Regions from separate parts of the Mus musculus genome. Here region 2 is linked to region 1. Evidence: chromatin contacts called from ENCODE POLR2A ChIA-PET data. All regions are on one chromosome and are shown on one strand. Each heading gives the region's core, a stretch centred on a gene start or an enhancer-like site at or near the end of the contact. The rest is flanking DNA. Distances are from core to core; before and after follow the strand shown. Region 1 holds the start of Ski (ski sarcoma viral oncogene homolog (avian)). Region 2 holds the start of Pex10 (peroxisomal biogenesis factor 10).

Region 1 (3,489 bases), core at 309-2,808:
CAAACAGGAGACACCAGGGGCTGCAAGTGCCAAGTCTCTGCCAAGACAGCTAGCTAGCTTCACTTTAGCTGTCTGTGCCCCAGTATTTAAAGGAAAAACAGGAGAGGCAGTAAACATGCATGGATACTCAGCTGAGGACCACAGGCAAGAAAGCATCCCAGCCACAAGAGAGAAAGGGGCAAGCTTCATTCTCATATGGACAACTCTGTCAAGGTCCCATGGTGATATGGGCCAGAAAGTCACAGCCTAGGTCCAGGCACTCTAACCTCCCAGAGCTTGAAGTTGCCACTTTCTCAGACCTTCAGAGCTTAGCCTGAATGGTCAAGGGCTATGAGCCCCGAGAGGGCTCTCCCGTTTACTCTACTCCATAAGAGCAGCGCTCAGACAACACGAAGATGGCCTTACCCACAAGAGACCGACAAGCCCCCTACTTTTCTAAAATCAAATCAACCCAAGGCCTGATAAGGTCGAACCACGAGCCCCAACCTTTTGAACCCAGAGGACCCAGAGCAGAAGGACCCCACCCACCCACCTTGAGCATAGTTTGCCAACCCCCAAGACCCGGGGACACTTACCCGGGGCACCCTCCGCTTGTACTTGTTGGCATAGTCGAACTTCTCCTTCACGTCGTCCAGGCAGCGGCCAAGGCGGGCCTGCTCCTCCTTGCCCGTGTAGTCCTGGCTCAGCAGGATGTAGGCCCGCCAGTTGGCTGAGTCGAAGCCCCAGTGGCAGGTCCGGTTCTCCAGGGCCTTGTGCGAGTGTACAACGAACTTGTGCGGCGGGTACATGAGGCGGCAGTCGAGGCACTGGATGCAGGCAGCGCTGGGACTGCTGTACAGCTCGGGCACCAGCAGCCCTTTGCACTTGCCGAAGCACTCGTGGTACACGCGGACGCTGCGTTCGCTGAGCTCCAGGCCCAGCGCCAGGCTGGCCGCCAACTCCTTCTTGCAAGGCGGCGGGTAGGCGCCGCCGTAGAGCAGCGCGTTGCACAGGCGCTCGGCGTCCGTCTTAGTGATGAGCCCGCAGGAGGGCGCGGAGAAGGGCAGGATGCCCATGACTTTGAGGATCTCCAGCTGGTCGGCGGTGCAGCGCGAGCAGTAGATGTGCAGCTCATCGCACACGGAGTTGATCTGCTGCAGTGAGAAGTCGCGCAGCACCGAGTTGAGGATCTGCGGCAGGCACAGACGCTTCTCACCTCCCACCACGAAACAAGAGATGGTCTCCCCTTCCAGCACGGTCTCACAGCGCTCGGTGGAGCGGTCCGACGGCATGAAGAAGGGCCCGGGAAGCACGGGCGGCGGCGGCTGGATGGCAGGCAGGTGCAGCACGGGCGGCGGCTCCGCGGCAGTGGGCACCGGCGCCGGCACTGTGGCCGCACCCGCCTCCTTGGCGCTCTCCTTCTTGTAGGCCTCCTGCGCCCAGCGCGCCGAGAAAGCGGCCGGGCCGCCCAGCGAGCTCATGGAGCTCAGGTGGAACTGCTCCAGCGTCTTCTGCAGCCCCGGGTGCGGCTGGAAGCCGCCCCGGCCGGCCGCTGCAGCTTCCATGGTGCGATCGGGCTCCCCCGGCCGCTCCCGCTCCCGTGCGCCCGGGCCCCCACGGCCTCCGCCGCCGCCCCGCGCACCCCGCCGCCGCCCGCGACCGCGGCCACGACCGCCCCCCGTCGCCGGTTCACGGCCGATCACGGCCCCGGCCTCGGCCTCGCCCGGGGGCGCGAAGGCGAAGGCGGGCGGGGCGAAGGGGTCCCGCCGCTGGAGCCCGCCGCCGCCCGGGCCCGGCGCCACATCCACGCGCCCCGCGCCGCGCCCGCCGCCGCCCGGGCCCCCCGCGCGCGCGGCGCGCCGCCGCTGCCCCGCTCCTCCCACCGCGCGGCGCCCGCTCGGCTCGTCCCGGCGGTGCTGACCGGCCGCGTCGCGCCCGCCGCCGGCCCCTGGCGGCCTGCCCGCCCGCGCGGCCGCCTGCCGGCTCCCGGCCGCCCGCTGGCCCGCGCGCGCGGCTCCCGGGACGGCGGAGGCGCCTCTGGCCCGCGGCCTCAGAGCGCCGCGGCGGCGCGGGGCTCTGCGCACTGGGCGCACATCTTTCCGGCGGCTCGCTCCGGCTCGGACTGAGCGCCGGGAGCTGAGCTCACGCCGCCGCGCGCCGCCCCGCCCCGTACCGCCCCGCCCCGCCCGCGCCAGCCCCGCCTCCCGCGTTGTTTGTTGCCGTGCGTCCGCCTCAGCCGGAGTGCGGGCCAGGAATGTGACCAGCTCCGGGCGGGCTCTTCCAAGAACGCGCGCTCCCCCTCCCGGGCTCAGTGGCGCTCGGCTACGCCCGGACCGGACTCGGCCAAGCTCGGCTTTGTCCGCCCACAGCTCGACTCCGCTCGGCTCCCCCGTACCGGAGCTCGGCCCCTCTCGGCAGTGCTCGGCCCCGCTCGGCCCTACTCGGTACCGGCTCGGCCCTGCTCGGCCCTACTCGGTCTCGCTCGGCCCCGCCTTGTGGAGGCCACTGGAGGCGGCCACAGCGGAGGCGCCTGGGGCCCCCCTTCCGGCCGAGGCCGCTTCCTGCGCGGCTGGGAAGACTCCGGTCCTGCTGCCACCACGGTCTTGGGGCCCCCGAAACCCACAAGGCCCCTGCCACAACCACAGGCCAGCTGAGCGGCGGTCCGCAGTAGATCTGCGCCGCTGCCGCCCTACATCCCGGGGTTCCCGTTCTAGGTAGACACTGTGAAGTAACCTTCACTCCCCACACTGCTGGACGTCGTGCTCCACGAGACACTCATAACAAGGACACCACAAAACAAAACCCAGGTTCCCTTCCTCATAGCAAGGATGCCACAAAACATTCGGGTTCTGATACAAGAACGTCTCAAAGCACCCTAGGGTCGCCACACAACCGAAGTTCCTACCCCCATATGATAGGGGCAACACAAACACGCATTCCAGGTGACATAAAGGACACCACAGAACACTCATGCCAGGTTACTCTTATGTTGAGAAGATAGCTCAAAAACCCATGTGCCTGCACAAAGAACCACTCAAGGTCTTCAGAGCAGGACTGCCCAAAGTACTTCTGGGTTTCCATGTGTAGTGATATACAGAACTCCACACTCAAGAACAACACAGGATTGCAGAGCTCACAGCATGACCTAGGGATGCAGAGGAGGTACAGCTATGGAGAGTCCCTGTGTCACTCACTGGCAGGTAACACCGACTACCCCATGAACTGTGACCCAGCCTCTCATCAGTGATATAGGTACCAGCAACATCTGTCTACTGGACCCTGTTCTGTGAGGTGGGAACTTAGGAACGTAATCCTATATTGAAGAAGCTGCGTCTAGTAGCTTTTGGCCCTTCTTGAGCCAGCCATTAGCCAATAGCTTGGACAGCAGATCTCTGTGATTCTCAGGCTGGCAGCTGCTATGATCCTTACCCTGCATCCTCCAGGACTGGGAACCAAGTATCCATGTGCATAGCAGGTATCTAGGTTACGGCCTGAGTAGGACTACACTGG
Region 2 (3,452 bases), core at 865-3,364, 160 kb before region 1:
AGGAGGATCCCAGAGTAAGTTAGCTGATAAGACTAGCCATGTGGGTAAGTCCTGGTTTTGATTCAGAGACCTGCTCCAAAGAAGAAGGTGGAAGAGCAATCCAAGATGATACCAGGTATCGTCCTTGCCAGACTCCACACTTGCAGGCGTACACACACACACTCTTATGCATGCCACATATCCACATATGCCCACACATATACAAACATGAATATATACACATGCGTACAACACAAACACAATAAATATAATTTAACTTAATAGAGTTAGACAACAGAGTGGTGGGGCTGGAGAGATGGCTCAGTGGTTAAGAGCACTGACCGCTCTTCCAGAGGTCCTGAGTTCAAATCCCAGTAACCACATGGTGGCTCACAAACATCTGTAGTGGGATCTGATGCCCTCTTCTGGTGTGTCTGAGGAGAGCAACAATGTACTCACAAACATAAAAATAAAGAGTTTTTTAGGAGCTGGTGAGATGGGTAAGAGCACCCGATTGCTCTTCCGAAGGTCCGGAGTTCAAATCCCAGCAACCACATGGTGGCTCACAACCATCCTTAACGAGATTTGACTCCCTCTTCTGGAGTGTCTGAAGACAGCTACAGTGTACTTACGTATAAATAAATAAATCTTTAAGAAAAAAAAAAAAAAAAAGAAAACAGAGTGGCCAGAGCTGGCAAACGACATCAGGCAGGACAACAAAACCCACAGCGTGTATGACTTTAGAATTAGTTGTTGAGCTGGGCAGTGGTGGCTCACACCTTTAATCCCAGCACTTGGGAGGTAGAGACAGGCAGATTTCTGAGTTTGAGGCCAGCCTGGTCTACAAAGTGAGTTCCAGGACATCCAGGGCTACACAGAGAAACAGGAGCCTGGCCTTTCTGTCCTCCATCCTTGAAGCAGGAGGAAGAGTTTACAAGGAGAAAGTCACAAGGCTCAGTCTTAGGATCCTTGTGCTTCAGAAGGCAAGGGGTGGGAGGTGGCAAGGGCCGTATGCCCCTTCCGTAAGCAAGAGCTCTCGCTCTACCTCCACCGCAGAGTTCTGGAACCCTGAAACACTGAAGCAAAGGGGGACTCCAGGCCACATGGTCATCCGAGAATCCAGAGAACTGATCTACAATGATGTCACTACTCATCTTGCCCTTCCACTTTCTCTCCTCACTGAAAAGCCTCTTGTTTCCCTGATCTGTGCAGGATCTGTTTGGGTTAACAAGCTCTAGCAGCCCAAGCTAGTAGAAAAGATGGGCTGATAGCTCCACCTGCTGGCCATCTTGGGTTTTGTCCCATAGGAAGAATCCTTGAGAGCCCACAAAGGAAGAACTTGAGGATCAAGGCACCGCTGTGCCTAGGATTTAAGCCCACGGAGAGAGACGCTTACTTAGGCCGTATCCCTGAGAACAACAGATACTTGAATAGTGTTTCTGGTCTTGTTCCCCATGGCTGAGAGAAGAGAATGCAAAAAAGCAGTCGCGTGTAAGGAGCAGTCCAGGCGGGGACACTTAGAACAGGCCATACCCCATGGTTATGGTAGAAATGAGCTTCCAAGTTTGAAAAGTCTTCCAGCACAAGCGGCCTTGGGCCTTCAGAGAATCTACATTTCAAACTGTCACATTTGATTTGGCTAGAAGTTCATGCCTCTGCATGAGCCGTGACTGCCTCCTAGCAGTGGTCAAAGGTGCTATCTGGGATTGCCCAACCCAAGCTGAAGAAACCAGGGCATGGGCAGGGAGGAACTCCAACAACTGGAGCCTTCAGCAGTCCGTTGGAATCACGTGGCTATCCCAAAAGATCCACTTTTGCAGCCCAGAGACACGTACCTCCTGCCAGAAAACTGAACCTGAATCAGGCCAAAAACACATCTGCGAGGCTGAGCTTTCTCGGGGGTCCTACCCACTAGGTATCTACCTCCTCCCTGTCATTACCCGCCACTTCACTGTGCCGCTTCACCCTCCAAGCACAGACCACACCCCTCCCCGGGTAGCCCCACCCCTATGTCGTGGACACGCCCACTACTCCGCCTCCACAGATGTCACGCCTAGGCTCCGCCTTCGCCCGCGTGGTGTTCGCAGCCTCAGCCCCACGACGGACGCACGTCGAGCGTCACAGGCCCCGCCCACGAGGTGCGCAGGCGCGGTGCGAGCTCTGCGATTCGGGCCATGGCGCGGGCGGGTGCCCCTGAAGTGATCCGGGCAGCGCAGAAGGACGAGTACTACCTGGGAGGCCTGCGGAGCGCGGCGGGTGAAGCGCTGCACAGCCTAGCGGGTGAGCGTTCCGGGCACCCAGACAGGCGGCAGCTCCAGAGTTTGCTTGGAAAGCGGGGATCAAAACAGAGGTACACACTGCTGACCACATTGCAGGTCTCTGCTTTAGTGTTTCTCAAGCATTTGCCCATTTATTCTCCAGACGCCCCTACAGGGTGGACCTAACGTCATTACTCTCATAGGTAGACACGTGGATCACACAGGCAGGGATTTGGGATTTCAGAGAGCCGAGGTTTGATACTAAACAGGTCGCCTCTGGCTTATGTTGTTAGCACTACCTAGACTTTCCTGGGCTCCATGTCTCTAGGACAGTACCTGACTCAAGACAGTTACAGTCGGGGCTTCTTAAGAGGCGGTCTTCGTCTCGGAGACATTCCGGTCACCAAGGGCAGCAGAGGAGGTGAAGGGAGAGACGAGTTGTTGAGGGTCGTCTTAGGAGTGACTTGACTTGGACTTTACCTGCCCTTCGGGAGTGACAGGGTTTCTCTGTGTAGCCCTGGCTGTCCTGGAACTCACTCTGGTCAGTCTGGACTCGAAATCTCTGCCTCCCAAATGCTGGGATTAAAGGCGTGTGCCACCACTACCCGGCTGGGAGTCATCTTAAGAGAACCACTTCACCTCTCTAGAGCTAATATTTTTCTTCTCTCAGGTGCAAAGAAATGGCTGGAATGGAGGAAAGAGATCGAGTTGCTCTCGGACATAGCCTACTTTGGCCTCACCACAATTGCAGGTAGCTGTCTGTGCTCGGCAGGTCCTGGGCACTGAGGGGCCCACAACCCACCCAGGTCTGGAGGGGATGCTTGAAGGCTCCTGGAAATCACCTGCATTAGTCTCTGTTTCCGGGAAGGAAGATACTGGCCAGAGGGCACTCACTGCCCCAGACTTTCTCTCAGCAGGATGGGCTTTTCCATTTATGGGGTACGAGGCAGATAAAAAGGAAGAGGCTATCGAGTGGGGGGAAGGGTACGAGCAGGGTCATGGTGAGACACATGGAAAGATCACAAGGTACTCCACAGGGCTGGCCTCAGGAACAGGAAGTCAGGATTCATCGTCTGCATGGTGGAGTACTAGAAGCTAGCTGCAAGCCATGGGTAGGCTTGGGGGCTTTTTATTCTGACTCCATGTGACAGCGTCAGGTAAGCAGTGGTATGTATGCCTGATACTTAGGACTCAGCCATCATCTAGAAGGTAGAA

Evidence for each region. ChIA-PET counts read pairs that join two places held with the same protein, here RNA polymerase II (POLR2A).
Region 2: POLR2A ChIA-PET joins it to region 1 with 10 read pairs in embryonic stem cell. The contact joins the promoter of Pex10 here to the promoter of Ski in region 1. POLR2A ChIA-PET finds 5 or more read pairs at or near these places in 2 of 5 experiments (Patski and embryonic stem cell).

What each region holds. Positions count from the first base shown.
Region 1 is chr4:155,220,977-155,224,465 of GRCm38, forward strand. Ski (ski sarcoma viral oncogene homolog (avian)) reads right to left here and starts at 1,559. Exons shown (of 7, transcript NM_011385.2): 1 at 576-1,559. The coding sequence starts at 1,544.
Region 2 is chr4:155,064,916-155,068,367 of GRCm38, forward strand. Pex10 (peroxisomal biogenesis factor 10) reads left to right here and starts at 2,115. Exons shown (of 6, transcript NM_001042407.1): 1 at 2,115-2,259; 2 at 2,908-2,988. The coding sequence starts at 2,154.